2 separate regions of the Homo sapiens genome follow, and region 2 is linked to region 1. A link is a loop called in an ENCODE intact Hi-C map of the cell type or tissue named here. Cell type or tissue: dorsolateral prefrontal cortex. All regions are shown on one strand. Each heading gives the region's core, and the rest is flanking DNA. Links, peaks and the distances in the headings are about the cores only.

Evidence for each region. Hi-C counts contacts between places; a loop is a spot of excess contacts. Peaks named below come from ENCODE experiments on the same cell type or tissue, not always from the same donor. Only the 100,000 strongest peaks of a DNase experiment are listed, where the experiment ranks them.
Region 2: a loop joins it to region 1, with 2.3 times the contacts of the local background. A loop is called at or near these places in 4 of 110 quality-filtered maps.

Annotation. Positions count from the first base shown.
Region 1 is chr2:199,463,387-199,475,963 of GRCh38, forward strand. It overlaps SATB2-AS1 (SATB2 antisense RNA 1), which reads left to right and starts at 4,712. Exons shown (of 2, transcript NR_026830.1): 1 at 4,712-4,875; 2 at 6,221-9,372. It also overlaps a transcript of SATB2 not described here. RefSeq lists a silencer at 8,152-8,341. In dorsolateral prefrontal cortex, for the core only: CTCF peaks have their summits at 8,240 (motif pointing right) and 8,439; DNase peaks (open chromatin) are centred at 7,639 and 8,245; H3K4me3 peaks cover 2,133 bases; H3K27ac peaks cover 2,274 bases; H3K27me3 peaks cover 2,500 bases.
Region 2 is chr2:199,580,984-199,597,665 of GRCh38, forward strand. No RefSeq gene overlaps it. Among named protein-coding and RNA genes, the nearest start is that of LINC01877, 19 kb to the right of the region's middle. In dorsolateral prefrontal cortex, for the core only: no CTCF peak of the experiment used is centred there; a DNase peak (open chromatin) is centred at 8,491; H3K4me3 peaks cover 835 bases.

The sequences.
Region 1 (12,577 bases), core at 6,796-9,295:
GGTGGCGCTCCCGACCCGCCGCGTTTTCCTTAGGGAAACACCGAGTGAGGCAGAGGATCTCAGGCCCAAGGTGGCTGCGAAGAGCCCCGAGGCCTCGGCTTGGCGTCAATGTCCCGCCACCCTCGAGCCCGGGTCACTGCCCGGGTCCCGGCCCGGAGCCCCAGCGTCCTCTCCCGACAGCGCCACCGCGTGGGCTGAGGCCGAAACCTTCGGCGCCGGCTCTGCCGGTCGCGTCCCGGAGCCAACCCTTCCGCGTCGCCTGCAGTCCACGGGTTAAGGATGTGGCGGGGGATGGGCAGGTCCCTGGCCCAGGGTACCACCGGGCCACTCAACACAAAAACGCCCTGGCGCGTGCAAAATACGAACGCCCACAGTTTGTCCCAACCCCTTGAAATGAAAAGTACACCTGGAAAGCCCAAGATAGCACCCGGTCCGCACCCCAAATTTCAGGCAGGCCAGCAGGCGTCCAGAAATCCGCTCCCACCCCTCGTAGGGGCAGGCAAGCTCAGGCAGCCGGGTGCAAGGGGGCCCAAACCGCAGTTGCCTCCCGAACGCTTTGAGGCTATGGGCCCACGCCGGTCTTGAACCAAGCGGAGAGGGCGAAAAAGCCCGCTGCGGGACCCACGGTCCCAGACACCTACTGGAGCCAGGGACGAGGGGGGCAGTGTATCCGGCGGCCCAAACTCGTAAGGAGTGGGGGCCAACTTAGAGGGCTTCCCGAGCTGGCGCCTCGCCTGTTTTCTCGGTATCACGAATCCCCTCGGACACCGTTTCAGTCCGTCAAGACCTTGGCCTCCGGGAAAGGCCCAAGTGACTGTGACGGCGGCGACTCGGGCTCAGTTCTCCCCCACCCCGTGGTGCCTTCCCTCCCCGCCCTACAGCCAAGCCCAGAGGAACAGGGCATCGCCTCGCGCGGTCCCGGAGCCACATCCGGACTTGGGAACCCCGTGTCGGGCTTAGAGGACTTCACTGGGCGGGTTGGGGTTTATTTTCAATAAATTCAGCTGTTCACATACACCCCCACCACCATTTCCACGCGCGCGCGCGCACACACACACACACACACACAGAGGGACTTGTCAACTATTGAGACAGCGACCCAGAAAGGTGTAAATTCACCTGGTGCCCACCCAATTGCAAAGCTCCCAGACCCACACAAAACACTAGCGAGCCCTGGAGGTCTGAGACGCCCCGCGCCCGACTCACGGCGCGAACACCAGCGCTCCGGCCGGGTCGCAGGGGCCGGTGCCCAGCGGGCCGGGGTCTGGCGAGCCAGGCAGCGGGCCGGCTGAGCTCCTGCGCCCCGCGGTCGCGTGGCCTACTCGCCTACTCCCTTATTATTGGCTGGGACCTGTTCCTTTCCAAAGTGTGATGCCCGGTGTCCTACCCTAGGCCACGCGGAGCTCTCTCCCGGCGTGTCGGGCCCTGCGCCCCTGCCCAGTGGCTCACCTCGGCTCGCTGCGCCCGCCTTCGCCCCAAGTGCCCAGGACGGAGCGAGGGGCTGTGGGTCGGCGCAGGGACGCTGGCTGCTCACCTCCAGGAGCCGACAGAAGGTGCCTTCGGCGTCACGCGTCCAACCCTGGGGCTGATTTAAATAACTAATAAGCTCAGAGAAATTTTACGAGGGGAACTTTTCCTTTTAGTATCAATAAAGCCTAGTAATTGGGTTTGTTGGTTACCTAAGCTCGAGTTCGACTTTCTCAGTCTCTCTCTCTCTCTCTCTTTCTCATTCAGAGGCAACGTTTTCAAAAACCGGCAATTGCGTGTGCGTTTGGGGTGTGCAAGTGTGAGTGTAGATGTGTGAAAGTTATTTGTTTCAGCAGTCCTTGTCTCGAGAGCAATCATCATTGTAGCTTTGAGTGAAGAGTTTTCAAAGGTGAACTGTTGTTATTTCTGTCAACAGAAAACTGTTGACAACCATTCAAGTCTCACAATACAAGTATAATATAAGGGAGGGTGGAATATCTAAAGACTGTCCCGTTGGATATGACAGAAAGACATCTGCAGTGTTTCCCTAATAGTTTGCATTTTAATTAACTTTCATTACATTCTGACTTCCACTCAATATCCGTTGTTTTCAGTAAAGACTTCTATATGATAAAACGTTGTAATTTTTGTTCTGGTTTTCCAATCTTCTTGAAAACCAGTTCTTAATTGTAAGGAATTTTTCCACCTGGGAACCATGCCGTAATTTAAAAATATAAAAGACCTTTCATGAACAATAACTGCAAATAACCCATTTGTTAGTGTCTGCGGAGTTGCTGGCACCTATACAAAGTCTCTGAAATATAAAGGCAATCTAAGAATGTTTCTCTCCAACCATAGTGATATATACTTTTTTCGTTTTTGTTGTGTGGAAGTTAAAAACACTTTTAAAGTTACTTTTTAGAAAAGTGTTGTGCTAAAATTTACCTGAACTTAAATTCCTTATCAATGTTAGCCTAACGAAATGAAGAGTATTTCTGAATCAGATTATTGTTAGAGTCATATGCTAAATAGTAAAGGAAAAGAAATGGGAATTAAAGTTTGCAAACCAAGACCAGGGAAAAGTCGGCTCCAGAAGTTACCAGGAACCCACCCAAACCTGTGCACTCATATCTCCTGTATTTACATATTATAGACAACTTTTCCTTTCCACTTTTAGCTAGAAAAGTGGTGGGCTCCCCTTAGTTCGTCTCGTTTTATGCTGTAAGACCCAAAGTCTGCTGAGGGCTGCCCCTGCCAGGTAACTTCCGGAGACCCGGAGTTACTTGGAGACAGACCCGGCCCTTTGCACATTCCAAGTGAAGGACGTCTCGCGCATTCTTCCCAGAGCTACCACACACCTAACCTCTTCTGGACACCCAACAGCTGGGGCACTGGAGCACCTGACCCTACTCAAGATCATCCCCCAGCCCTTGCCGGCACTTAGGGACAGCAGAATCTGAGCTGTGGGTGTACATACTCCCCATTTTCTGCTTTCCCAGAGGATCACAGACAACTTTTCTTCCCATCTGCTCCCGCTGGACTCCTATGATCACCCATCATCCCCAGTTGTTGCTATCTCTGAGCTCTTGGTGACCAGCCCTTGTCCCCCAAGCTGACCAAGTTGAGAGAGTACTTGTCCTCCCAGCACTGTCTCTCAGTATCAGGAAGTTGAGATCAGTGGCAGGGAAAGATGGAAGGATTGGCAAGGAAAGTGCAGGGCCAAGTAGAGTAGCTCAGAGCCTCAGCAATGGGCACCTGTCCTCCCCCAAACAACCTGTGGTCTCTCCGGCTCCCTGCTTTTCCACCATTGGTCCCATCCTGGGCTACCAGCCTCCACTGAGCTGCTCTGGGAACTTAGGGTGTCTCACATTACTTCCCTGCTATGGCATATTTTGGTTTCAGTTGAGCTATTTTCTGAAGATGTGGATACTCCAGTTTTATTCTTTTTCTGTCTGTGTCTCAGTACTCTTTTCCTTTTTTAAGAATGTTCCCCAAGCCTGGCTTTTGCCAGACCCTGTGCCATCTCCCCAAGCTCTATTTACAAGAACAAGAAGTGATTTGTCTGTTTATAGCAGGTTTAATTAAGACAGTTATGCGCCGTGAACTCTTTGGGCCTCAATCAATGCACTTAGATTTGGAAACTCAGATAGAATCACATCTTACACGTGCGGCCCCGGCTGGCCGCCCAGGCTGAGGACAGAGCTATTGTTTTCTACATCAGCCTCACTGGAACTGGGCAAGTCCCCTGCAGAACTGGCACCCCCTGCTCCTCCCAAGAGACCTCAAGTCAGGTCTCCCGGCCAGACTCAGGCCTTTCTAATACAGGCGTGAAGGGCGGGACGCCCAGAGCCCTCTTGTTGGCCGGTGGCTAAGGAGCCAGGTGGATAACTTCTGCGGATTCGGCTTTCAGGCTGCTGGAGCTCTCCCCAGCCCGAGGCCTTAGCCCAGCGCAATCCCTTGTCCAGACCGGCCAGTTTCCGCGTGGCGAAAAAGGGGGAGGCAAGTGTGTCTTTTCCAAGGAGCTTTTATCCAACAGCCTCCCCTCCCCCCAACTCTCAGCCTTAGGTGCCGGGCTTCAGCCGAAGCGTTTTTCAAATTTGTCATCATTGGAAACCTCGGACAAGTGGAGTGTAAAATTTTGAGGGTTTCCAGGTAGGCTCTGACTTCAGGCATTCAATGAAAGGGGAAGAGGGCTGAGGGCGGGGGAGAGAGACAAGCACAGAGGGCTCCCTGTAGTCGGCAGGAATTCCCTCCCTCTGCAGCCCAGCTGCACCCACTAGCACACACTAGTCTTGCCTTCTCCCGGCTTTGGAAGAATCCCCACCACATTCTTTAGCTCTCAGAAAGGAGAGGGCAGTCAGGTCAAGGTCTTTCAGCATCCCTACCGCAATATACCCCTCCCAGCCCCCTCACCACCACCACGTTGGCCTAGGACACAGGACCCCGGGGCCAGGGCCTCAGTGACTGCAGCTTATGCCACCTAATGCAGAATGGGGTGTCCCTGCCTCCACTGCTCCTCTCGGTCTCAGCATCCAGGTCCTGAAACCCCTGCGATTCTGGCCTGGGAAGCCAGACTTGCCACCAACATCATGGTATCACCCATAATTGATCCACTCAGTTTTCAGTAGATGTGGAATCCAACAAGAGTAACACCACCCTCCACGCCCCACTCTTTTTTCTTTCTTTCTTTCTTTCTTTTTCTTTCTCTCTCTCTCTCTCTTTTTTTTTTTTAAGAATCCAAGGCACTTGAAACATTCTGAGTGTGCCTGCAGTAGGGTCTCAGAGGAGTTGCTCTGAAAGCTGTTGAGAGCAGCCACCTTTGCTGTCACTGAGAGCTTGGCAGGGTCAGCTCTGGTGGGCCGTTTGCACCCAGGCTCTGATGGCACCAGGATGGCTTCCTGCAACCCGGTAGGAGGACTGGGGTGGGTGGGTCCAGTATTTCGTTTCTTCCTCTTCCTTTTTTTTTTTTTAATGTCCCTCTTTATTTCTATTGAAGACTAACCTCAGTATCAAAGGGTGCACTTGTTTGTCCTAAATGGCTTGTAGCTCTTTCCTACTCTGCCACAGGACATTAGCTCTGGGAGCACCGCCTGGCAGGGCCTTCGCTTTGGGCCTAAGCATCCAACTGAGGCCCAGCAATTCCACCTGTGGGGAATCTTGCAGTGAGGTATTTGTGCATCAGGAGTGGGGAGTGAGGGAGAGAGAGCTGGGCTGGTGCAGTATCCACTCTCGCACCTCCTCCCTGAGCGGAGCTCCAGTATAGACTAAGTGAATGAATCCATGAATCAGCTCCATAGCCGAGGGGTAGAAGAAGCAGCCGTCTTCGTTAAATGGGCTGTTGGCAGTTGCGGCTGACTGCTCTACCCCTCGCAGGCCCGCCTCTGGGCAGGCCTGAGGTGGCCCTGGAGCCCCGCCAGCAGCCCCCGCCCCTCAGGCCAAGCTCTGGCCCTGGCAATCTCTGCACTTTGTCATCACGCCCGAGTATTTGACATTCGCAATTATCTGCAAATACCCTGATCAGTTTGTATATGAAACACTTTTTTTCCTGCCTTAAGGTTGGAATCTGGTAAGTTTCAGACAAGTGGTTGCAGGGGGAGATGACCCAGGGGACCGTGCGGGACAGGGCCGGTGAACCCGATTCCGCGAGGCGGGCGTCTCGAAGGGACTGGTCTGCGTGCCTCACCGGGTTCCCCAGCCTGGCTCCGAGGAAAGGCCGCGCGGAGGCGAGAAAGGGCCCACATCTCGAGTCTCCAGTCTCTCCTTGAAAAGAGCACCCCCTAATCCCGGAGGAAGGGAGGGTGAAGGAGGAGGGGAGAGCCCACTACAGGCAAGGCAGGAAGGTTAATCATTTTGTTAACCGGAAAGGGTGCTGCCCCGCCTGGCCGTCGTCACCGAGCGTGTCAGTCACCCGCTCTCGATTTCGCCGCAGAATTACCTGCTCAAAGAGCCACCCCAAGAAGCCCTCAGCTCCGAGGTCTTCCCGCCCGTCGTCTGCGGGAAGTAAACGGCGTCCTCCCTCCAAAGAAGTGGATGCCCCTTCGACTCTCCTCCGCCCCCCGGCGGTTCCTAAATCTAGGAAAGCCAGCCCCGGCATCGCTCACTACTCCTGCACCTCAGCTCTGGGATACCCGCTCAGTACAGACAGACCATCAACCAAAAAAGAAAAGAAGAAAAGAAAAGTGGTGGTGGGGGTGGGGGTGGGCAGGGAGCGTAAAGTAGCGAGATCACTTATTTGACTCTTCTGTTTTCTTAGGAACCTGATCCTGGCCCCCGGCAGAGCATAAGGGCCCGAGGCCAGGGACCTAGAGGCCGGACCAAGTTCGCGCGAGGTGTTCACAGCCTAGGCGCCCCGGGCTTGGCTTCGTACTCTGCAACAAGCCAAGCTCCCTTGCCACGAGTATATCAGCAACTTCAGAAATAAACACCAGCGAAACCCCTTCCCACATTAGCTTGTTGCTGTGCTACTGACACTGGGCTTAGTCGATGTTCACACCTATTACATTTTTCCGGAAAGTGGGAGGAGCAGGGGGTAGAGAAAGCTGTGTGTATTGAGGGAAGGGGAGATGTGTGCAACACCTTCCAGAAAAATGGGGAGGTAGTTTAGAAAGTTTTTCTCTGTAACAGCACAGCTTCTGAGAAGGCAGAGAGAAGAAAGCAGACAGGAAACGAATCCCTTCCTCCTCTCCCCTTTACCCCCTTCCTTCACTCCCTAGACCAAGCTGGTCACCCGGCTGGGAATCAAGATTGTGTGGCTGGGAAGACACCAGTCTCTGTGCTCGGGTTCAGCCCAGTCGGGCAAGAAAGTCTGGGCAGCTGGAGAAGGTCGTCACAGTCTCCCGTGGAATCTTGTTGCCTGAGAGCCCCATAACGGAAAGGGCTAAGACGACTCTTCCACACACAGGTCGCAGCCCCTGCCGCGGAGGATCCCCAGGAAGATGCTGGGGACGCTCTGAGCATCGGCCTTTCTTTACCCCCGACTCCCTGGAGCTTGGTCTCGGGATGCCAACTTGGGGCACGGAGGCGACGGGCTGCTCCGAAGCTGGAGGGTTTCTGCTTGGGTCAGAGGGATCACGACCTCAGCAGAGCCAGGAGAGGTTGGGTGACACCCACTGCGTATTGCACTTGACTCAAAACTGCCCTCGGCCTGCGGAAGAGGCGAGGGCAAGAAGCCTGGTGGCGGGTCAAACCTTCACCCTATTATTTTCTATCATTTTTTATGCCCATATATTTGTTAAATGTATGGCTGCTATACACCAACAGCTTATTCTACAAGAAGTGCCCCCGAGGAGGATTGGGTTAAGCTTTGCAAATTTGGCTTCCCAGGTAATGCGCTTCATTATTCTGCTCCCGACTTACCCACCACACCAGTGGGTACCCGGAGCAGCACCCACTTGGCAGAACTGATGACTGCTTGGGCCCAGCGGAGTGCGCATTGCGCTAACACGCGCACGGGAATTGCACCCTTGCCGGAGCCTCCGCACCGTGCGCCCTTCAAAGAGCTGGCGACCCCGCTCACGTGTAAGCAACCTCCCACTTTGAAACTAATTCGCACCCGGGTCTTTCACCCCAAAGGACTTTGCTGCGGACGCTGCTCTGACCCAAGACGCGGGAGAGAAGTCCCAAAGGCTACAGCCAGGGGCTGGGGGACTCCTCTGCTCACCTTAGTCCTTGATTTCGAAGGCCCCAATTAACTATCTGTTGTGTCAGAATCGGCGAGTGCAAAGTAGCTGCGCCCCGCTGACGCGCTCTCTCCTGGGTCCGGGTATCCCAGGGCATCCGGAGCTGGGGAGGGTTGTGCGGACTACCCAAGGCACGCGCAGATACCGGGCAGGGAAGAAGGGCTCCGTGTTCCAAGGATGGTCGTTTACCTCTCCTGAGATCAGCCCTAATCCCTTGGTAACTTAAGCGCCTCTGAACTCGGGGAGCGCTTGGTGGGGCGCCTCCCTGCATCCACCCCTACCCCTGGCTCCTTCCCAGGCCCAGCATCTTTCCCACCATTCTCACCCCCACCACCCCCACGGCCCCGCCCGTTTAGAGGCGTGCGGTGGGCACTTGGTTTACAGAACCGGCGTTTCAGATGTTTATTTGCAACTAATTTCTTGTGCTGGAAAATGCTTGTTACCCGGGCGGAGCGCTTCCGCTCTGCGCGGTCCGGCCCGGCGGGCGGTAGCTCGCTGATCCCTCCGGCGAAGCCTCCAAGGAGCGGGCGGCTGGGAGAGGTTGTGCCACCCGGGACCAAGCCATCGGCGCTGCTCCGGACTCCCGGTAGGGGGAGCCGCCGCGGGCGCCAGGCCGGATTGTGTTCTGGCCTCGGGGCGGCCCTGCTGCCAGCGGCCGGGACTCTCAGCACAGAGCTCGGGAGGACTCCACCTGCTCTCCAGATAAGGCGCCATGAGCAGAGAAGGGAACAGACGGCCAAGCTCCCTCCTAATTCCCCGTTGTTGCAGAGCAAAGAAGATGGGGGAGAACTAATTATATTCTCTAGGTCTAAATATTGTTGAAAAATTTGTAGGTGAGATCACCTCCTTTGCCCATATCCATATATAATATATCCATTACATGTGTTTGCCCATATATATACGTATGCCATATGTAAATATGTACGAGTGTGTATGTATGTGTATAGCAGTGGTTTAGAATTAGTCTCAGTTCCACAAATTTTGAGCCCTTTTAATATTTTAGGTGACCTAATACCTTCTCACTGTATTTTCCAAGTCACTTATTTCCAAGAGTTTTAGGTGATCCCAGCATAGGAGCTGAGCATAGGAGCTCAGATGAGACTTGCCAGTTTTGCTGCAGTAATGTCAGCAAAAGAGTCTCTCTCTTTCTGACTCTATAGACTTAAGTAAGGGTTTACAGGCTTTCATTTTAAGGTATGACTGATATTTAGAGAACAAGACTAAACCAAGGTCAAGGGGAAAACAGTTAGACTGTGAACCTGCAGACCACTCCACTGCACCCAGTGTGGCCGTACACCTGTGCTGAACGGCCAGAGACTTCCTGGTCAATACTCCCACAGATAAAAGACTGCAGGATCTGCTTATACACAAATCCATCTTTCGCTGGGAACCCACAACTCATAACAACTCTCCTAATGCCAAGTCATCAAGGCCTCTTGAAAGAGAATCATAAAAAACAAAGAATTTCAAACTTGGAAGGAAACCTAAAGTTTACTGGTGAGGAGCTTGAACTGAGTAGAAGCAAAGAATCATACTCCAGATGAGAAACGCCCCATGCACTGAGCTGAGACTGGAACTCTCCTCTTCTTACTCTCAGTCCAGTAAGTTTGACTACAGAGCACTCATTATCATTGTGATTATTATGTTCCCGCATATTTTGTCGTTCTTAGTTAGGCATACTCCTTTAACACTATTGTAATAAAAGCAAAATCTGGAAGATCTTTAAGAGTGTAGCAGTTGCTTCCAAGGGAGGCTGAATTTTAGGAATGAAGTTACATATAACATTGACATATCTGGGGGAAAGACTAGAAAAATATAGTTTCATTGCTTTTTTGTGTGTTTTTGTTCTTGTTTGAGACGGAGTGTCACTCTGTCACCCAGGCTGGAGTGCAGTTGTGCTATCTTGGCTCACTGCAACCTCTGCCTCCTGGGTTCAAGCGATTCTCCTGCCTCAGCCTCCTAAGTAGCTGGGACTACAGACGCCTGCCACCATGCCCAGCTAATTTTTGTATTTTTAGTAGAGATGGAGTTTCACCATATTGGCCAGGCTGGTCTCGAACTCCTGACCTCAGGTGATCCACCTGCCTCGACCTCTGAAAGTGTGGGATTAGAGGCGTGAGCCACCATGCCTGGCCAGTTTTATTGTTTTATCCCTGTTTAATAATGTTGGATATATGAGGCCAGGCACAGTGGCTCACGTCTATAATCCCTGCACTTTGGGAGGCCAAGGCAGGTGGATCACTTGAGGCCAGGAGTTTAAGACAAGCTGGCCAACATGGTGAAACCCCGTCTCTGTCTCTGCCAAAAATACAAAAATTAGCCAGGCGTGGTGGGGGGCACCTGCAATCCCAGCTACTCAGGAGGTTGTGGCAGAAGAATTGCTTGAAGGGGGAGGTTGCAATTAGATTGTGCCACTGCACTCCAGTCTAGGCAATAGAGCAAGATCCTGTCTCAAAGCAAAACAAAAAATATTGGATATATGCAAATATGTGATTAAATGAATGAATATACAAACAAAACAATGAAAAAGGTGGGATTGTTGGTATTATAAAAGCATTCTCCCAAGTTGTGTATTTTTTCTCCAAAAACCAGACCTAACTTAGTCCTTAATTTAAGTGTTTGTTTATAGATTTTTAAATATCACATTTTGGTGTCATTTTTAAGAACCAACAGGAAGGAATTTCTAAAATAAGATTTGAAAAAAAAATCTAATAAAAAATTGATTTAGCAAAAGTAGGGAAATTTTTTTGAATGGAATATTATAGGATAAGCCCAAAATATACCACCCACTGACTTTATCATAAATCCTGGGATATAAATGATATTTTATCATCCTTTCTATAATTATCCCCTTTTTGTTTTTTGATAGGATCAAAACAAAAATTACTATTTACAAGGTCAATTCACTATTCCTTTTTGTATTCTTGTTCACAAAGGCAGAGATACATTAACAAATGAAAGTGTCTCAGTCTTTTTCCGTAACTAATGTCCAATCTTTAGCAAATGGTGCTGTGATGTCATTGAAATGGGTATTGGACAAAGTACCAATTGATTTATTGATTTCCCTTCTTCAAAGTCGTTTGGGAATTGAGGAGAAGAATGAAAGGCATAGGCTGGCTGAGATGTGCAATACTTATTCTATCACACGCAGACACACAAAAATTACATTTGGCTGATAAAATTGACAATTCAGAAGCATTGCTTACAGAAATTCATAATGAGATGACTTTGAGGCCACTCAGTTGATCAACCTGCCTTTTCTTCTCCTTATCATTTTATTTACTCTTCCAATTTAAGCCTTTTAGAAGTCAAAGAGCAGCAGGTTTTCAGTTAGCCTACAAGGGGAGCGTGAGGAAAAGAGGAACATCACAGGAAAGTAAGTGGTGTATGTACTGTTGCTTTCAAACACAGGACCCCATAAACTCTGCTCTGGGGTCCTATAAGCACAGTAGTATCTCTAAGACTGACGCTTGCTGGGAATCTCACAAGGGGTCTTCTGTGGTCCATGGACTGGTATGACTTCTCACCTTGGGTGGGGCAGGGAGTCTCTGAGAGTGTCCTGTGGGCTAAACCTGTGATGGTTCACAGCAGACCCATGACAATAAAGAAAGTAAGGCTGCTCTGATTGTCTTAGGTTTTTTAGGAGAGGGTTTCAAAGCAGGGCTCCTTTCAGCCTCAATCACTGAACCGGTTTTTGAGAAGAAAGGCTTTTAATCCAAGTCCTGTTAAAAATGCCAACTAAACTGCCTGGAGAAACTCCACATTGTAACATCTGCCTAGGAATTACCACACACAACAGTATCTACAGCGAAGCAGAAAATATATGAATAAAAACAAACCTCGGACTTCCTCTCCCTTGTATGGGTGAGCTGCCTTGAGTAACAGGGAAGATTTACTGTAATGCACAATTGCATGCTAGCTACTTTGTTTTTCCTGCTTCCTTTCCCCGCTTCAAGAAGAATGGAATATTTTTGTCTTCCAAGCTTTCTATCCATTTATATCAATTCTCTAGGCTTAGCACCATCATTTAGAAAATCCCTGCTCAGCCAGGTGTGGTGGCTCATGCCTGTAATTCTAGCATTTTGGGAAGCTGAGGCGGGTGGATCACCTAAGGTCAGGAATTCGAGACCAGTCTGGTCAACCTAGTGCAACCCAGTCTCTACTAAAAATACAAAAAATTAGCCGGGCGTGGTGGTGGGCAACTGTAATCCCAGCTACTCGGGAGAATCTCTTGAACCGAGGAGGCAGAGGTTGCAGTGAGCCAAGATTGCGCCATTGCACTCCAGCCTGGGCAACAAGAGTGAAACTCTGTCTCAATTAAAAAAAAAGAAAAAAAGAAAATCCCTGCTTACCAATGATGCTTGACTTTTCTATGCTTGTGTGTGCTGGAGTAGGGGGAAGGGTATGGTGAAGAGAGGTTCTCCCCTCCTCAGAGCATATGGTTCATTTTGCCCACTCTTGAGCCTGGATTGTAGGCTCTTGCTATCCGAGGAGAAACTAGACGGGGAATGCCCTGGAAGAATGATCTGGAACACTGCCTACCTACCCCCAATACATCCCTCCCCAGCCCCTCTCCACTGCCCAATCCTCCCTTCCCAGGCTGGTGTTGAAAATGTTGGATAGGGAAGTGTGATGGAGAAAGAAGAACTGTGCCCACCTTTAAGAAGGTTATGTGGAGCTGATGAAAGAAATGACTCTCTTTTTAAAAGACTGCTTTCATTTAGGCCAGGTGCAGTGGCTTATACCTATAATCCCAGCACTTTGGGAGGCCAAGGTGGGAGGATCACTTGAGGCCAGAATTTTCAGACCAGCCTGGCCAACATGGTGAGACCCCATCTCCACTAAAAATACAAAAATTAGCCGGGCATAGTGGCACATGCCTGTAATCCCAGCTACTTGGGAGGCTGAGGCATGAGAATCACTTTACCGGG
Region 2 (16,682 bases), core at 7,248-9,747, 120 kb after region 1:
AGTCACTATGTAAGTTTTCCTGTGTTCAGTGTTGCAAAAACACCCATCATTAGTCTTTGATAACCATTCATGGTTAGAAGCTCATCCATTCCAGAGAAAAGCTGATGAAATATGTAAACTTTTGCTTCAGCTGTTCATTTACAGATGCTGGAAGCTCCACTTGGGGCATTTTTATATGCTGCTTTATAACAACTAAGCTAGCTGTGGTAGAAAATTAGTTCCAGCATGTTTTACGGGCAGCTACAATTTTGGTTCAAAGACTAGAGAGCATAATCTCGGCAATTCCAAAAGGGAAATACTGCAGGCAAATTCCAACACATTTCCCTCTCATGGCTGTTTGAGGAACCACTGACACCTCACACTGCTGTACTTCTTATTTAATAAGTGAATAGTATAATAATTGTGGATAAACTGGGAAGGAGTGAGCGTGGAAGCTGTTCTCTATTGGGGGTGGAATGTTGTGCCCTTAGTATGATAAGCTGATCCCATTCCATTAAATCACAAAGCTGTCTCCCCTCTATGCATCCCATACGAACGGCTGAAGAAAAATCGTGGAATTGCTAACACTTGCTGCAGCTGTCAGGAAATGATACTAATTAGTTTAATTTGCAATAACACAAGCACTTAACTCTCCAAATAATCTAAGTTAGTAAGTCAGTTTTTATATTATGACAATGACATGTTTAAGAGACTCTGGAGCACTGCTTTTTTGACCTTTGACACACATTTCTGATAAAGCAGCACATCAAAGATGTTTTGTTTTCCTCCTCCATTATTCTTTCATCTGTTTCAATGGGAATTATTTGACAAATGAGATGGTTTGGTAGCTTTGCATAACGGAAAAGAAGCTAAGATCGGTGTCTTAAAAAGCACACATTAGCCAAAGAAGTATATTTTTAAAAAGAATGATCACGGTACCAAACGAATGACACCTCTCAGATCACTAAATCCCCTAGAATTCACGCATTCACATTTAATTCCATCCATTGTTCCCCACCCCCCGCCACTTTGCCCCTTTTTGGTGTATGTCAGCTTAGGAAAAGGGAGCTCAAATGGTGAGTTTCACTTTCCCCTCTTACTCCATTTCCTTTCTCTGTTCTCAGGCACAGCCAGCTGCTACTGTTTCTGCTCCTTCTCCCGACAGGCGAATGTTTAATGTCTCTTTCTCCTGTCCCCTTTCTATACATTTGGTATCAACATCTCTTTCACGAAGCCAAAGAGGAAAAAGCTCCCAAAAACATTCGCATACATATTAAATGAGCTTCATCTAGGGTCTCCTGGGGTGCCTCTGACTGGGAGCCTGCGGCTGGGCAGGCTTGATCTGCGCCTTCATTCGTGTTATGTATTTTTTTCATTCCACAGGAGGCCAGGGGTTTGCGGCTGCCACAAAGCACATGAACAATTTCAGACCCTAATGGCATCCTTGTCTGATTAACCACTTAGATCTGGGGAGGTGGTCTGGGAGCAGGGATTCCTGCTATCAAGTCCCTGGGCTTTGAAAGACTTTACACAACGGCTGGTTATTTCCATCAGTGCCTCAATTTCTTAGCCATCTTTTTTTTTCTTTCATTAAATATAAAGCATAACATAGGTCTGTGGTGCTTGTTAAGACTTCGGAAAGAGAAGTATTATGCATTTTGATTGTTGTTCAAATGGGTGAAAATTTGCCTGGCCTGTTGGAGAAATTTTCCTCATAGAGACCCATATTCGGACTCAGTAATTTTGAAAAGGAAGGGTTGAATTTGAGTTTCCCCTTCCCCTCCTAACTGTGGTTCAGAGGTAAAAGCAAAATATTATTTTCTTTTGGAAGATTTGGTCATAGTCAATGAGAGTTAAATTTAAGATCAAACATCAAGTGGTTACAGGACAGTGCTCTGCCATATCTTGTTTTTAAAGTTAATTCCTGGGGAAACTAGAACAAGTTTTAGTTTAAAAAATTTGCAACATCCAGGTCTTTTATTCAAATGATGTATAAAGTTGATGTCAGATCTTAAAAAAAAAAATCACTCCAAAAATGGATCATATACTCTTGAAATGGGGAGATGGTGCACGATGTTGAGAGAAGGGCATTAAAATAGATGCTAAATAATTTTAGTATTTGCCCAATTTGGAAATTCTGCCTCACTGGAACATGTATCACTGAAGCCACTATAGTTAATATTCTGTCAATGTTTCCACCATAAATAAGCCTCAGTGTTGAAAGCTTTATAATTTGGTTATAAAAATTTGCTTTCTACCAGAATTTGACAGGATACGCAGGATCCAATTGTCCCAGAGAGAGATTGTTTTAAAAACATTTGGGAGGAATAAGTAAAGAAAGATTAACATATTGTGAAATGAGAATCAGAACTTTTATACCATATTTTTTTAGTGGTCTAAACAGTGACATATTTAGATAAATCTTGGCCCTAAATTGAAATTTTAGAAAGAATTCACTTATCCACTGGTAACTGCCAAATAAACATGCCTCTAGTGCTCCCTTGCCCTCCACACCCCCAACATTCAGGGGCAAGTTAGGTGATATTTAGCAGTGTAGACATTGTGGAGAAAAAGATGCTAAGGTCTTCTCTTTTTTCCTTCTTGCTCTAACCTGATTTCACTTTCCATTTTATCGTTTTTTCAAATTTTTTAGGTAATTAATACCAACGACTTGGGGTACTCATCATCACTCACCCTAAAGGTAACTCCCATAAATTTAACAGATGTAGCTAAAACAGTGTTACCATGGGAAAGTTTCTTTTTTTAACAAAAAAAGAATGATTGGACAATAGGAGCCCAAGAATCTAATCTGGGTCCTGCTGCTAACTGGTTGTGTGAACTTAGGCATGTCATTTAATCTCTGTGGGGACTTGACGTATTCTCAACTGTAAAATGTGTGTGTTGACATTCCACTCCTTACGAGCACAGTCTTGTCATCTTAGGTGGAAGGGGCATGATTTATGAAGGCTCAGAGTTCTCTCATAACGTTTTGCAAATGCCTCCTGTGGAATTAACAGAACTTGTGGCTTCCACAATGGTTGGGGAGTGCTTGTCTCTCTTAGGACTTCCAAGCTTTATGGGGAATGCTTTGAGTTTAGCTATAAATATGGCTGTAATAATTGGACAATGATAATGTTGTGTAAACTATTTTATAAAGCACTTTTCTTTTGAATATACAACCTTTTTTCATCTCACAAAACACTTAGGACATAGATATAGAAAAGAAAACTGAGATCAGTCAGATTCAATAAGGTGGCCGAAATGGAAAGTGATGGAACATTCTAAAACTGACTTTGGTCCTCTTTCTGCACACTGCTCCCTAACTTCATAATGCTTCCAAAAAATTAATAGAACTTAATTTAGGATCTACGGGCATGAGAGGACACATCTCTATGTTGGTGCATGCTCGCCTGTGAACAAGTGCTTTTGTTTTTCTCCCATAGTTCTGATATGGTCAAAAGAGTCAGCAACATATCCTTGCACTCCACCTTTGCACCTCAGCCCACCAATGTTCAGATGTTGGGATTCATGTTCAGCTACAGGCCTACTTAATTCCAGCTGCCAGAGGGCTCTCTCTCTGGCTTGTACAACCTCTTCAAAGCAGCCAAGATACACAGATGCTCTTAGATTCTTATAGCTGAGTGAGCTCTCCTGACATTATTTCAGCCCTGACTCTCAGTTTCCAGAAGAAACAAAAAGTCCTCAAAGACCTGAGAGTTCACCCACCTGGCTGGTGGAAGTACTGGGACCAGAACCTGGTCTCCAGGGTCAAACACAACAGCCTTCCCATCTCCACTTCATGAGCCAAGAAGACCTTTGTAGAGAGAAACCACTGAGGCCTATTTAAATGAGCAGATTACACTACTAATTGAAGGCCTAGATAGGGCACTGGACATGGCAGGTGTGGCTGTGGTTTGTAAACCTGTCTCTCCTCTCCAGTTCTTCAAACATTATATGCATTCATCCCCCATAAGCACCTCTCTGTTTTCCACTTCCCTGCTTCCTACACTTAAATATACATATATGTGACACAGTGACTACTTACCAACATCTGCAAATCTTACTTGAGTCCTTAAACTTATAATTCTTAATGCTCTGCTCTCTGAAACATGAAAGAAATTCAACCATTAATTCAAAACAGCTAATTAAGGGGCCAGGTGCAGTGGCTCACACCTGCAATCCCAGCACTTTGGGAGGCCGAAGAGGGCAGATTACTTGAGGTCAGGAGTTTGAGAACAGTCTGGCCAACATTGTGAAACCCATCTCTGCTAAAAATACAAAAATTAGCCGGATGTGGTGGGGGGTACCTGTAATCCCAGCTGCTCACTAGGCTGAGGCAGGAGAATCGCTTGAACCTGGAAGGCGGAGGTTGCAGTGAGCCAAGATCACACTACTGCACTCCAGCCAGGGTGACAGAGCGAGACTCCATCTCAAAAAAAAAAAAAAAAAAAAAAAAACCCATCAACAAGAAAGCTCTCCTTTTTCAGCTATAAAAAAGGTACCTTAACAGAAAAAGATGGGTTACATGACATGTTTGGATTACAGTAGAACAGAGAAGGAACAGAACCAGGAGATACAGCAGGGTGAACGAAGATCAAAGAGCCAGCAATTGCTTTGTACAGTAAATGAAACAGCAATACTATCTAGAATGCAAGATGGTCTTCAATATTTCTGGTCAAATATTCAAGGTCTCAACTTTAAAAAAAAACAAAAAGAACAATGCATTCCCTTACCAGAAATATTCAGCAGTTTTGCATCATAAATCAGTTGTTTGAAACCAAAAAGACCTAGCTATTATCCTCTCGTGTTACAACAGTGACCACAATAGTGTAGGGAAACTGACATTTTGGTCTTCTCCTGGGGGAAAGGCCAGACCTGCTGGGAATGGTACCCACAGTGGATGACATTCTGGTTTTGCTTCTTAAATCCATTATTATTCAGAACCTGCTGCAATCCAGATAACATACCTTGTTTCTGAGAGGTATCACTTGCCTTTGTGATTTTTGTCTGTACTTCAGTAAACAAAATTCAAAGATTCTGAGGAATTAAAGAAGGTCTTGGAGTCAGCCAAGTAAATTGAAGAAAACAAGTGATGTGTTGATTGCATAGACTCAATCAAAATGCAGGTCTAGTAGACAGCACACTTATACAAAATATCCACCGGACAGAGGAATCTCAATGCCATCTTAACATCCTTGAGTCCCTGAGTTGCATTTCATTTACCAGTCTCTCTCAGGGAAGACAATATGCTACATAATGTGAATATTTGAAGGGACAGAGCCACCATAGTGGAGACCCTGGCAAGTGGTTCCACACAGCTTATACCCTTCAGGTCAGGAAAGCACAATAGAACAATACAGGATGGCTTCTGTTGCCTTGTGGGGCTGTGGCAAAAGTGTGCTGTGTCCTCTACCAGAAGAAAACTCAATTTGGGTTTCACATAGTCATTGTCGACATGTATCCTAGGGGCTCTTTAATTGTTGTTCAGTAACTTAACAGGTCCACTTTTGAAGCAGAAGCCACTTTGCATATTGAGGTACACAGGTGATCTCTCTCCCTTGTTTGCAGAGATCAGCTTTAAGATTACGTGTGTTTGTTCAAAATGCACCCCCTACAAGACATGAGGGCTGCTTACTATAACCGGTAATTTAGAAACAATAAGAATCCTTTTCAGTAGAATTATAATGTGGTTGTCTGATACCCAGAATGCCCCCTTGCCAAAGCTTCACTTATAATCAACATGAGAAATGCAGCATGAGTTGGCAGTGGCCCTGAAGAAAGGACTGGGTGGAAGGGGAGTTTGTGCCACATCAGGCCCTGCCTGGTGAAACTTTACTTTTCCCCCTTGGACACAACAATACAGAATTATCCCCATCTATGCTTCCACCCTCCCTAACTTGGACTGCTGTCACCTTTTCTGGCACAAGAAATCAGTAACAGATGTCCCAGGCCTTGAATAAGAAAACAGAGATCGTAGGGTACTTTGTAATATGCTCAAACCTTATCCTGGAGCTTACATACAATTAAATTAAACTATGTCAGGATTTATGCTTCAATAGAGTCTAACGCTTTGGAACATTCCCCCTCTTGGTAAAATTTTAAACTGTCCCTTGAAATAATTTACAATAGCTAGACTTACTCTACATCTCATATTACTGATTAAAACACAGTGCCTGATTATTCCAATGGAGTATATATTAATATGAGGCATACGCACTCAGATTTTTATGTGTAGAGGTCTGAAGGTTGTTGGTTTTTTAAAAAGTATCTTTCATTGGAAACATGAAGGACAACCTTACTTGGATTATAGGAGATCAAACACCAGGAGATAATAACAACTGTGAACAAGTGTTAGGTTACTTGTGTACAACAACACAGTTTATCTCCACCTGGATTGCTATATGCAGTTTTGGTTACGACAGCTCAAGAAATACAAAACAAATTGAAAATTTATCCATAGAGGGATGTGGAAAAATAATCCTGGGTTTTAAGGGGTTTCTTTGCCAAGATTAGACTGCAAAAGCAGCACATTTCTAACTGGGAAGATAAACACTAATCAAAGTTAAAGAAATCATGAAAAGTGTCAATACTCATTTACCTAAGCCTAGATCTGCAGATCTAGGAAACCGTAGTTTTAGATCAGGTAAAAAGAAGTTCACGTTTCATAGTGAACTTAAAAACTTTGTTACCTCAAATACTTGAGAAGCCTGTTTATTTAGATGGGATCATGGATGTCAAGTTCAAATTGTGAAGGGAAGATGGAACCACCTGGAGAATGTATTTAGTGATCTTGATGTGATATTGTGAAAATAACCCCTGACACCCCTATCTATCAAAAATGCATCAAGGGTCTGACCCAAGATGGTATTCCCGTTTTTCCTATGACTTTGATGAGGAGAAAGGATGAGTTATATGATTTCACTGAGCTCCCACGCTACCACAATCTGGAAACCATAGTAAGGAGGCTTTGGGGCTAACTTTTTCTACCAGAAACAGAAGTAGTCACAATACATCATTTATTACAATATTATTCAGATGGATATTATTTCTTTTACAAAAAGAAATGATGCACAGGTCTAAAGAAATCTCACTAGCAATAAAAACTTCAATATAAATGCAATAATTGGGGGTAAATGCATTTTATCTAATGCCTACATTAAAGTAAAATAAAAGCATCAGTGCCATTTTCTTTGTCACAGTCACTGGAAGCCTATAGATCATTAGTGCAAATTAAAAACCACAAAGGTTAAAAGTGCATTTTAAGGCACATGCAAGAATTGCATGAGCCTTGCCCTTTGGATTCTCTTTATGGTGTTTTGTCAAATTGAACATCGGGACTGTCCTACGTAGACCAAGAGACAGTAATTCCAAATGTCTCTGCTGGGGACTGCTTTGACCAATTGCAGCTACTGCCTGTGAGAAGAGCGACAGTGCTGCTGGGAGTTTGCCTGGCCCCAGGTCTCTCCAAACAGTTCCTGGGCTTCTAGGGGGCTGGAAAAATTCAATATATAATTTTGCTGTGACCTCCTCTTCCTGAGACCTGTCAGTGTTTGATACCAAGATGGACCCTAGGGACTGGTCACTGCTACTATAGCTCCTTAGCTGCAGCTGTTCAAGCTCACAGGCTGAAGGAAAAAGAAAAATAAAGTTTTTAATGGCTTGACTAGTTACTGATAGAGCCTGGCACCCACATCTTCCCTTGAAAGAAAGATACTCTTTATAGCACACAGACTATGAGTGAATGAGAAGGAAAACAGCAAAGCGGTGGGAGATAAAGAAGCCCAGTAAAATGTCCCTCTGCCCCCTCACTCTTCCAGGTTGGGGGAAGTGCTGGTATGATTCAAACCAGTGAAACAAACAAACAAACAAAATTTACTTTTTTCCCTTGGATTTGAACTTAGTAATGTTATCATTTGAAGTGTAAGTACCGCTACCCGGGGCCCCACTGTATTAAGCATTTTAATTCCTGAAGAGGTTTGTAGTGGCTCTGAATGTCTTATTTTAAGAAAGTAATAAAAGTTGGTTTTATCAGTTCTGGGACCCTGGGGTGCCTCTGACCCTCAAACCCCTGACCCAATTCTCAAGGCCATTCCAGTGGGCCGCCTCTCCTGTTATACGGTGTTGGAAACCTAGGACTCTTTTGACAGTTACTAAGAGAGGGGGGAATATCATCCATAGATTTTTTTTTTCTAAATGTTAACTAAAAGTACCTTATCTCTGCTGCTGCCCTAACTACCTCACTAATTCTGGTACCAAAGTCATGCTGTTAAGGAAATAGCTGATTTAAACAAAGCAGGAGTATTTTTAGAACAATAAAAAACCTATTCATGATATCTAATTATGCAAACTGTGAACAAGAAGATGCTAGTCTTGCATTAGCTGAGACTTGACTCCTGTTATAATTTGCTCTTTTTTTGCAGCAGAAAGCAGTTCTTTTTTGTCGCTTTACTGCCTTAGCGTGGCTTGGTGCTTTTGGCAGACTCAGCGCAGGTCACCGCAAAGTGTTTCTGTTGCTGCGGTAGACTGCAGTTAGGGAGCGTGGCAGGATAATGTATTGTAATGCAGATTACGGTGGTTTGCTGCTGCGTGATTCACAGATATGATTGCATCTAATTTCAGAAATAAGTGGAACCGTCTGCTCTTTTGTGTTAGCTGAAAGCTGTTCGATGGCGTTCAAATGACTGCTGCCTTTGCACCTAGAAAAAGATAGAAGAAACCCACCCATATCACAGCAATAACTTCCTCATTGTACCCCCCCAAATTCAGCACCATCCTGGCTTTTATGAGAATCGTAGTTCTTTCATCTTTCCTCCGAAAAATAATATGGTCCCATGTTTTGGGGAGTGGGTATATTTTGTTTTATTAAATTTTCTCATCTCTTCCTCTTGGAGAGGGACCATGCTAAATGTTCGTTTCCCTCACTCTCTCTCTCCTGTGGTTCTGTAACAATGCTGTTCTGACTCTTAGAAGAAAACATCTCCATGTAGACCTGCAGTGAGAAGTTCTTAAGGAGTGACTTAGCATCGCAATATTTGGTAACTTTATGAAGCCTGTGGATAACTGGAGCTTTTGCAACTAAAAAATAATTGCAATTTTAATTATGAATCAGATTCATTTAGGCTGTTGGTTCTTATCAATTTGTAGGTTTTCATTTAAACTTCCAGCTCCTTGGACTCCAGTTCTAAGGGGGGCAGCTCTCCAAAAGCAGGCGAATCATACACACACTCTTTCCTCTTCTTTGACCACACACAGTCCTATCCCCTTTATGAAATCAGCCTCCCCCAGTTTGAGTTTGTATCCCCTAATTATGTGCTTTCTTAAATGTTTGTTTTCCGTTGCTCTAACTTTGGTTTTACATATCTCTCTAAAAAAGCCCACAGAAACAAGTTAACTATACTTTTCATACCAAACAGAAATTAAACCTAGGTAACAAACCCTTTGGCAGGAAAACAGTGGGATTTCCCAATGAGCCACATGAACGCAGAGGATGCTGGCAGCCAGCAGAGTCACTTGGGACCCACAGAGCACAGAGGTTAACAGGAGGGGACATCAATCTGCAATGTAACACTGACACTTAATGTTGTTCAGACCCTTTATGAGACAAAACCAAGCACAGGCATTGTTCATTTCTTATTTGACACTTAGAAAAATTCACAGCTGTGTATAAGCACAATATTAAGGACGTGGAACCAGAGGGAAGAAATATTCAAACACAGGCAGCTCCTTCAGCCTGACTCACTCTTCTTAGAGGCTAACCCTATTTCCCCAGGCAGGAGGTCTTATGATGGCAGGCCTTTATTTGACCCACTACAAATATAAATCTATTTCACAATGAGCTCTCATAAATGGAGCTATTATATGACTCCATTTTCTGGATATGATCTTTAGAAATTATCCTGTATCTAGCCTTTAAAGTGTATTCAAGAGGCACTTCATTTGGGTGGATAAGAGTGTAAGATATGATGCATGTAAAATTCTGCCAGTTTTTTTTCAGATGCAATTGTTCATGCTGTAAACTTTGAAATTGTCTGATGACTGGGTCATTTTACAACTGCCTTCACTGATCTTCACAGCAAAGGGCAAAAGGACTGTGACTGTCAGGCTGTAGCCAGAACGTTTAATAAAACGCCATGGGAGATTTCCTCCCCAGCACAATAACTTATCAGAAAACATCTAATGAGCACCCTGTGTGTCCGAGGTAGAAGACCCCAACCTCCCTCCACCCACACACTAGGGTCTATACTATGGGAAGAGTATAATATTCCCACTGATGGGAAACTCTAGATGGGGGAATAAGCTTATTAGAAAACATAGACTTTGCAAAGAGCTAAAGATTTGGTTCTGTTTATATTTTTTAAAACTAATTATAATATTTAATATCTTTTCCTCTCATGTTAAGTATTAGCTATCTACTTCAGAGGAAAACACTACAACCTAGAAGTATTTGGAGGAGGGTGTAACTCCCACAAAACACCCTTCTCCACCTCACTTCGTAAATCTATTCAGTTTGAGACATAATCCCAGGAAAAAGGCAATATGGCAGGGAGTGGGGGTGTGGGAAATCATTTTCTATGTTGCTAATTCTTAATGTCACTCAAAAAACGGTAAGTTAAACCCTTTCTATGGACACAAAAAGAAAAAAGTATTTTCTGTTAACACAATGATAAACTTTACTGTAATTCAGAGGCGGTCAAGAGTGTAAATGTGACAAGAAGCCAAATCCACAGAAACAACAGTGCTTTGCATCTGGAGCTAAGAAATTTAGGTTTCCTCCTAGCACCAGTTACCTAGAGAAAGCCTCAGTTGTACCATCTGTAAAATGGAGAGTTTGCCTGCTAGCCTTCACAGAGTTATGAAAATTAAGAAGTCTCTATAATAGTGTTTTAAAATGTATACTATTTTAAGCTACTGCACACAGTTGGACATGGCACACACAGCTGGGATTTAAAAGCAGAAAGGACATCAGCAAGGTGATTCTACTGGGACAGAGTCTGCAATTCCATGACAATTCTCGGAGGTATGATAACTAAGTCATTAGATACAGCTTGGGTAGTGCACTTTGTCACTGACTGCCAATAAAATTGCTCACGTTGGCCAGGCATGGTGGCTCATGCCTGTAATCTCTCCACTTTGGGAGGCTGAGGCAGGTAGATTGCTTGAGCCCACGAGTTAGAGATCAGCCTGGAAACATGATGAAACCTCATCTCTATTAAAAATGTGAAAAATTACCCAGGCATGGTAGTGCGTGCCTGTAATCCCAGCTACTTGGGAGACTGAGCAATTGCTTTGAACCTGGGAGGAGAATTGCTTGAACCTGGGTGAAGAATCGCTTGAACCTGGGAAGCGGAGGTTGCAGTGAGCCGAGATGATGCCACTGCACTCCAGGCTCAGTGACAGAGCGAGATTCTGTCTTAAAAGAAAAAAATATATATTGCTCAAGGCTCAAGTTACAGAGGACGCTCTCTATGGAAAACTTTTAGAGAGAGAGAATGAACAGGTGTGTCGTTGCTTCTTTCCTTGGTACAGGTGGGGATAGCCTTCTTATCAGCGAGTCCAGGCCTCAGCCCACATGTGTTAACAGCATACCAGTGTGGAGAGCTCTTTCTCCTTCATAAGCAGCAGAGTAATAGCTCGACTCAGTGCACACATTAAGTCCACGCACAATATTCCTAACCGGTCTATAGACGCCTTCAGAGCTGACACTTTCCTGCCTCTTCCTGCGCCTGCCTTAGACCACACGCCAGCGTTACTTAGGGAAAGAGATGATGATTCCCTGTCATTGTTTTTGAGTAATGAATGGGCAATTACCAAACTCTTCTGGAAACTCCTGTCTTCTCAGAGCCCTAATGGAGCATTCAATTCCAAGTATTGGGAACATAAATAGCAGTGAGGGTGCCCACATATTTCAAAGGCTGTAGAAATTACATTGCACAACTTAAACCACCAGAAGTTAAATGGCTTTCTGAAAGGATACTGCTGGGATATTTTTCATCACTTTTACAATATTTTTTTCCTTGCTGTCATTTAAATAGATCCTTGGAAACTTGAAACTTAAATCTATTTCCTTACCCAAAGTTTTCCTTTCAGCATACACACACACACACACACACACATAACTGCCTTGTTATTTTAGGATCACTCATGGGCTGGTGGCACCGATTTTTTTTTAATCAAAAAAACACATAAAAGCTTTTTCTCCACATATTTTCTCCACACATACTGTGTCTCAGAATGGTAAATTAAAGCCACGTAGGCAAAAAAAAAAAAAAAAGAGAAACATCCTCAATGACTATAGAGAAGCAAGGGTTTTGGGCATAGGCCTCTTTCCAGATCCATCAACATTTTTTCTTTCTTTTTTTGGTATTTCTTTAAGGATTAAATTATGTAAACCAAATATATCTAAAATAATTGTATTAGGTGCAAGGTTTATGTAATGTTTGCAGCTAGCACTCATAGCAAAAACAACCTTCACACTCTTCACATGTGAAGCTCCAAAGTAAATCTGATTTTCTTAATAGCTTGAATTCACATACATTGTTGGTGAAAAGCTACAAAAATATGCTTTGTGTTAGCTCTGCTAACTTTATATTCAATTTTTCTTTTAAAAATTTAATTGCATTTCCCATTGTTTCTATTGCATTCTTATAACACAATTTGTGCTCCCTTTAGTAGCTAAAATTACACCTGTAACTGTCCAAAACTATTAGTAAAGTCAGCTTAGCTTGTGGGATAAAGTATCTGTCTTGTATTTCAGACAGATTGTGTTCCAACACCATTGTGGTCAGATTTTTATTAAAAATTCTTCATATTTCTTTTCTCTTTGTGCCAAACAAATCGCTACATTTTCAACACTTAATCATCTTCCTCATCTAAAAATATTTCCACATTAAATGAAAATATTTAAACTTCTTTTTGATGCAGCAAAACTTAGAACACTGTACAAAGTCTGGTTTTCATAAAGTTCTGCAAAAGAGCAGCATGCATATAGAAGCAACTATTGTGAATAATTGTCAAGGTCAAGGGGAGAAACGCAATGGTTAGCAATGGGATGGTTCTTTCCCTAAGATTTCAAATGGACTACTTCAGCAGGGAAGTTTGTTCCCTTTTTTTGAGAAACATTTTTGGAAAGCTAGCATTGGTGATGACAATTGGGGCTTCCCTTATTGGAGAGACTTCCCTCGGTGTCATGGAACTTCTGAAGTTCATTTATGCCAAAAGGGAAGTGCACCAAGACTTGACCCCTTTCCCAAATGGCCCTAGGTGAAATCCTTCATTACGTGCTGCCCTTACAGTTAGTATCCAATCAAGAAAATAGAAGCTTCTCTGAGCATTTAAAGCAAAGTAAGTTTAACACAGGGAATTGGTTACACTGGCGCTGGAAGAGAACAAGAAGCCCACAAGGGACACCTAGGAAACCCAGAGGTAAAAACAGCAGGAAGCCATGGGGTCCCCTAGATTGGAGGGACAGAGGAGAAGGTGAAGCTAGAGCTAGCTAAGGACAGTTGGCTGAGATATCCCCTGAGGCAGAAAAAGAGGGGACAGCATGGCCCCTTGACCAGGGCTAACAAGGCCGCCTACCTGGGTCTGCACGTGATACGAGCCTGCAGTCGTCCTGCTCCAGCTTTGGGTCCTCCACCCTTGAGGAATGCTTGGGGCTACAGGGAGGTGCCTATGGCCTCAGGGCCTGTGTAACTCCTAGGCCACACTGAGACTGTCTATCCCAACAGCCTGAGCCCACTCCCAGGGACTGTGCAGGCCTCTGGCCTTCTCCTCAAGTGGGGCACACCTCCAGTGTTCATTTCAGATGGCCTAAGAGCCCCAGAGCAGGTGTTTGAGGGGAGGGGGAAAAAGCTTGGACGTGGTGACAGTGATGTCTATATGTGTGTATGACAGGTCACAAGAAGCAAGTGGGTGGCAGGCCAGAGGCCAGGCCAAAGCAGAGGCCAGGGTTGGGGTCAGGGCCTAGACCGGGTGGCAGAGCCCAGAGCCAGGGTTAACTCTTTCCATACCACCATGTCCAGGTGTGAAATTCCTGGAGTCCAAGAATTCTAACTCAAACTAGCCTTCAAGTTGATGTGAAAGTACAGTTGATGAGGTAGGAGGCTAGAATGTGCTTTATTTAACAATTTGTTAGCTTGTTTTAGAACTTGTAAACATTTGGATATGTGATATGGGATCTCCATTTGACCTTTTACCTCTGACTCTGTAAATGTTAGGGGTGGACCTAGGCAGAGGAGAAATACTTTTGGCTTCTCCTTTTCTCTTACCTTTCAACCTCCCACCAGTAGCTGTCACTGGCTGACCCTGATGATATAGGCTCTGTAAAATACAGGGAGGAGCAGAGGAAGTGAGAAAAGGACTTGAGAGCAAAGAGGCTTAGGGCTGGGACTCCCACCCAGCAAGGGTGTCCCCTAGGTCAAAATCATATGCCCCCTTTTATACTAGGCTTATAATCTATTATTTAAAGCAAAGTTTAAATGCATGTCCCACTTGAGTTTCTTCCTTCCAGCTTTCTCTCTTCCTTCCTTCTTCCCAACCTTCTTTAAAATGCAAAAACTCCTGAGACCGGTGGCAGATTAAACTTCTAGTGCCTTAGTGTGAATGAATCTGTTAAATATTTTTCTGGTCTGGAAAGCCCGGGGCAGCTTAAGAGAACAGGCTGTCCAGGAAGAGAGAGGAGGGAGTAGATTGGACATCTTGTGACTTTCTGTAAAAGTCTTTTTGTAAAAATATACAAATTATAAGAAACAAATTATCAATGACAATATCCAGTCTGGGGAGTAAATGGTACAATAATTTTAAGATTGAGATCAACCTGAACCTCAGTCTCGATTTTGATATACCTATGTGAGCGAATGAATGTGCTTAACAATTCTTTGCCTCAGTTTCCTCATCTGTAAAACAGAGATGACAATAATAAAACAACCTTTAGGAGTGGCAGCGAAGTGAAGTGAACCAAGGAAAGTATATAAAGTGTTTTGTGTAGTGCCCATTGTATAGCATTCACTCAATTAATGCCAGAAATTAAGATTAGCTTTAGGCTGAATAATGACCCCCACAGATGTCCATGTCCTAATCCCCAGAGGCTGTGAATAGGCTATTTTATATAGTAAAAGAGATTTTGCCAATGTGATTAAGTTCTTGAAGTGGGGAGGTTATCTTGGATTATCCAGGTGGGCGCAATGTAACTACACAAGTCCTTATAAAGAGGAAGATGGGAGGATCAGAGTTGGTAGTAGCAGACATGATGACAGAGTGAGTGACTGGAGTTCTTCAAGGAAGGAGCCGGGAACTGAGAATGCAGATAGCCTCAGACACTGATAATGCAAGGAAACAAAATCTCTCTGAAGCCTCCAGAAGGAACAGTGCTCTGCTGACGTCTTGATTTTAGGTTTCTTATCTGCAGAACTAAAGGGAATAAATGTGTGCTGTTTTAAGCCACCAGTGTGTGGCAGTTTGTTATACAGCAACAGGAAACAAATACAGATGATTATCCTGGATGGTCTGGAAATAAATGAATGAAGGACTTAGAAATATGCATGGGAAGAGGAAAAATTCAGTTTATTTTAAACCTCTAAAGCTTGGAGCAAATTAAGAATGACAAAGAGAAACTTATCCAATACAAAACTTAGTGTTACAAGAAATTTCCCTCTTTGTAAGTGTTGAAGAAACTGGAAGGTTCTCTGATAACAAAACTCCATTGAGAGAATTTGGAGTGAAATCCAGCTTTTTTTTTTTCAGTGGATAACTCTTGAGTATAGATGTCTTCTACTTTCTCTTGGGCACCCTCTAGTGGAAGTGCAAAGGAGCCATGAGAATCAGAAGACTGGCTGTCTTAGGGGAGAAAAGATCAGAAAGCTGCTAACCCAAGCTGGCTGGCATAGCATTTTACATATTTTGTAGAAGGTTAATATGTTTTCACAGATTTGATTTTTTTCCTTATTGTATTCTTCTTTGGAATTTAAAGCTTCTTACCTTTAATTCGATATTTATTCAGCAATCACTTATTGCTAAGAACTGATTTGCATTACCCAAAATTCATATGTTGAAGACCTAACCATCAATGTAATGGTATTTGGAGGTGGGGCCTATGGGAGGCGATTAGGTCATGAGGATGGAGCCCTCATGCTGGGTTTAGTGCCCTTATAAGAAGAGACATGAGAGAGCCTTTTCTCTTTCTACCAGGTGAGGATACAGTGAGAAGGTGGCCATCTACAAGCCAGGAAGGGAGCCCTCACCAGGAACTGAATCTTCTGGCACCTTAGTCTTGGACTTCCCAGCCTCCAGAACTGTGAGAAATAAATTTATGTTGTTTAAGCCATACAGTCTATGGTATTTTGTTATAGCAGCCTGAGCTAAGACACTCTCAGCCCCATACTGAGCAAAGTGCAGGAGAGACAGAAGTACAACAAAGCAAACAACATGAGGAGAGAGCTTATGTCCAGAGAAAGAGGCAGATGAGTAACAAGTAATCACAATCATAATAAAATGTGATGTGATGTGAACCACAATATATAAACAAATGGAGTGCTCGGGAGGTTAATTCAAGAAGTCAAGAAATAATTCTTAGTGGAAGCTTTATCCAGGGTTTGAGGGCTGAATGGAGGCTTACCAAGTGTGGAAAATGCTGGGGAGAAACGTGCAAAGTAACAAAGTCTCAAAGGGCATGATATGTTCAGGGACAAGTTAGAATTACAGGTGAG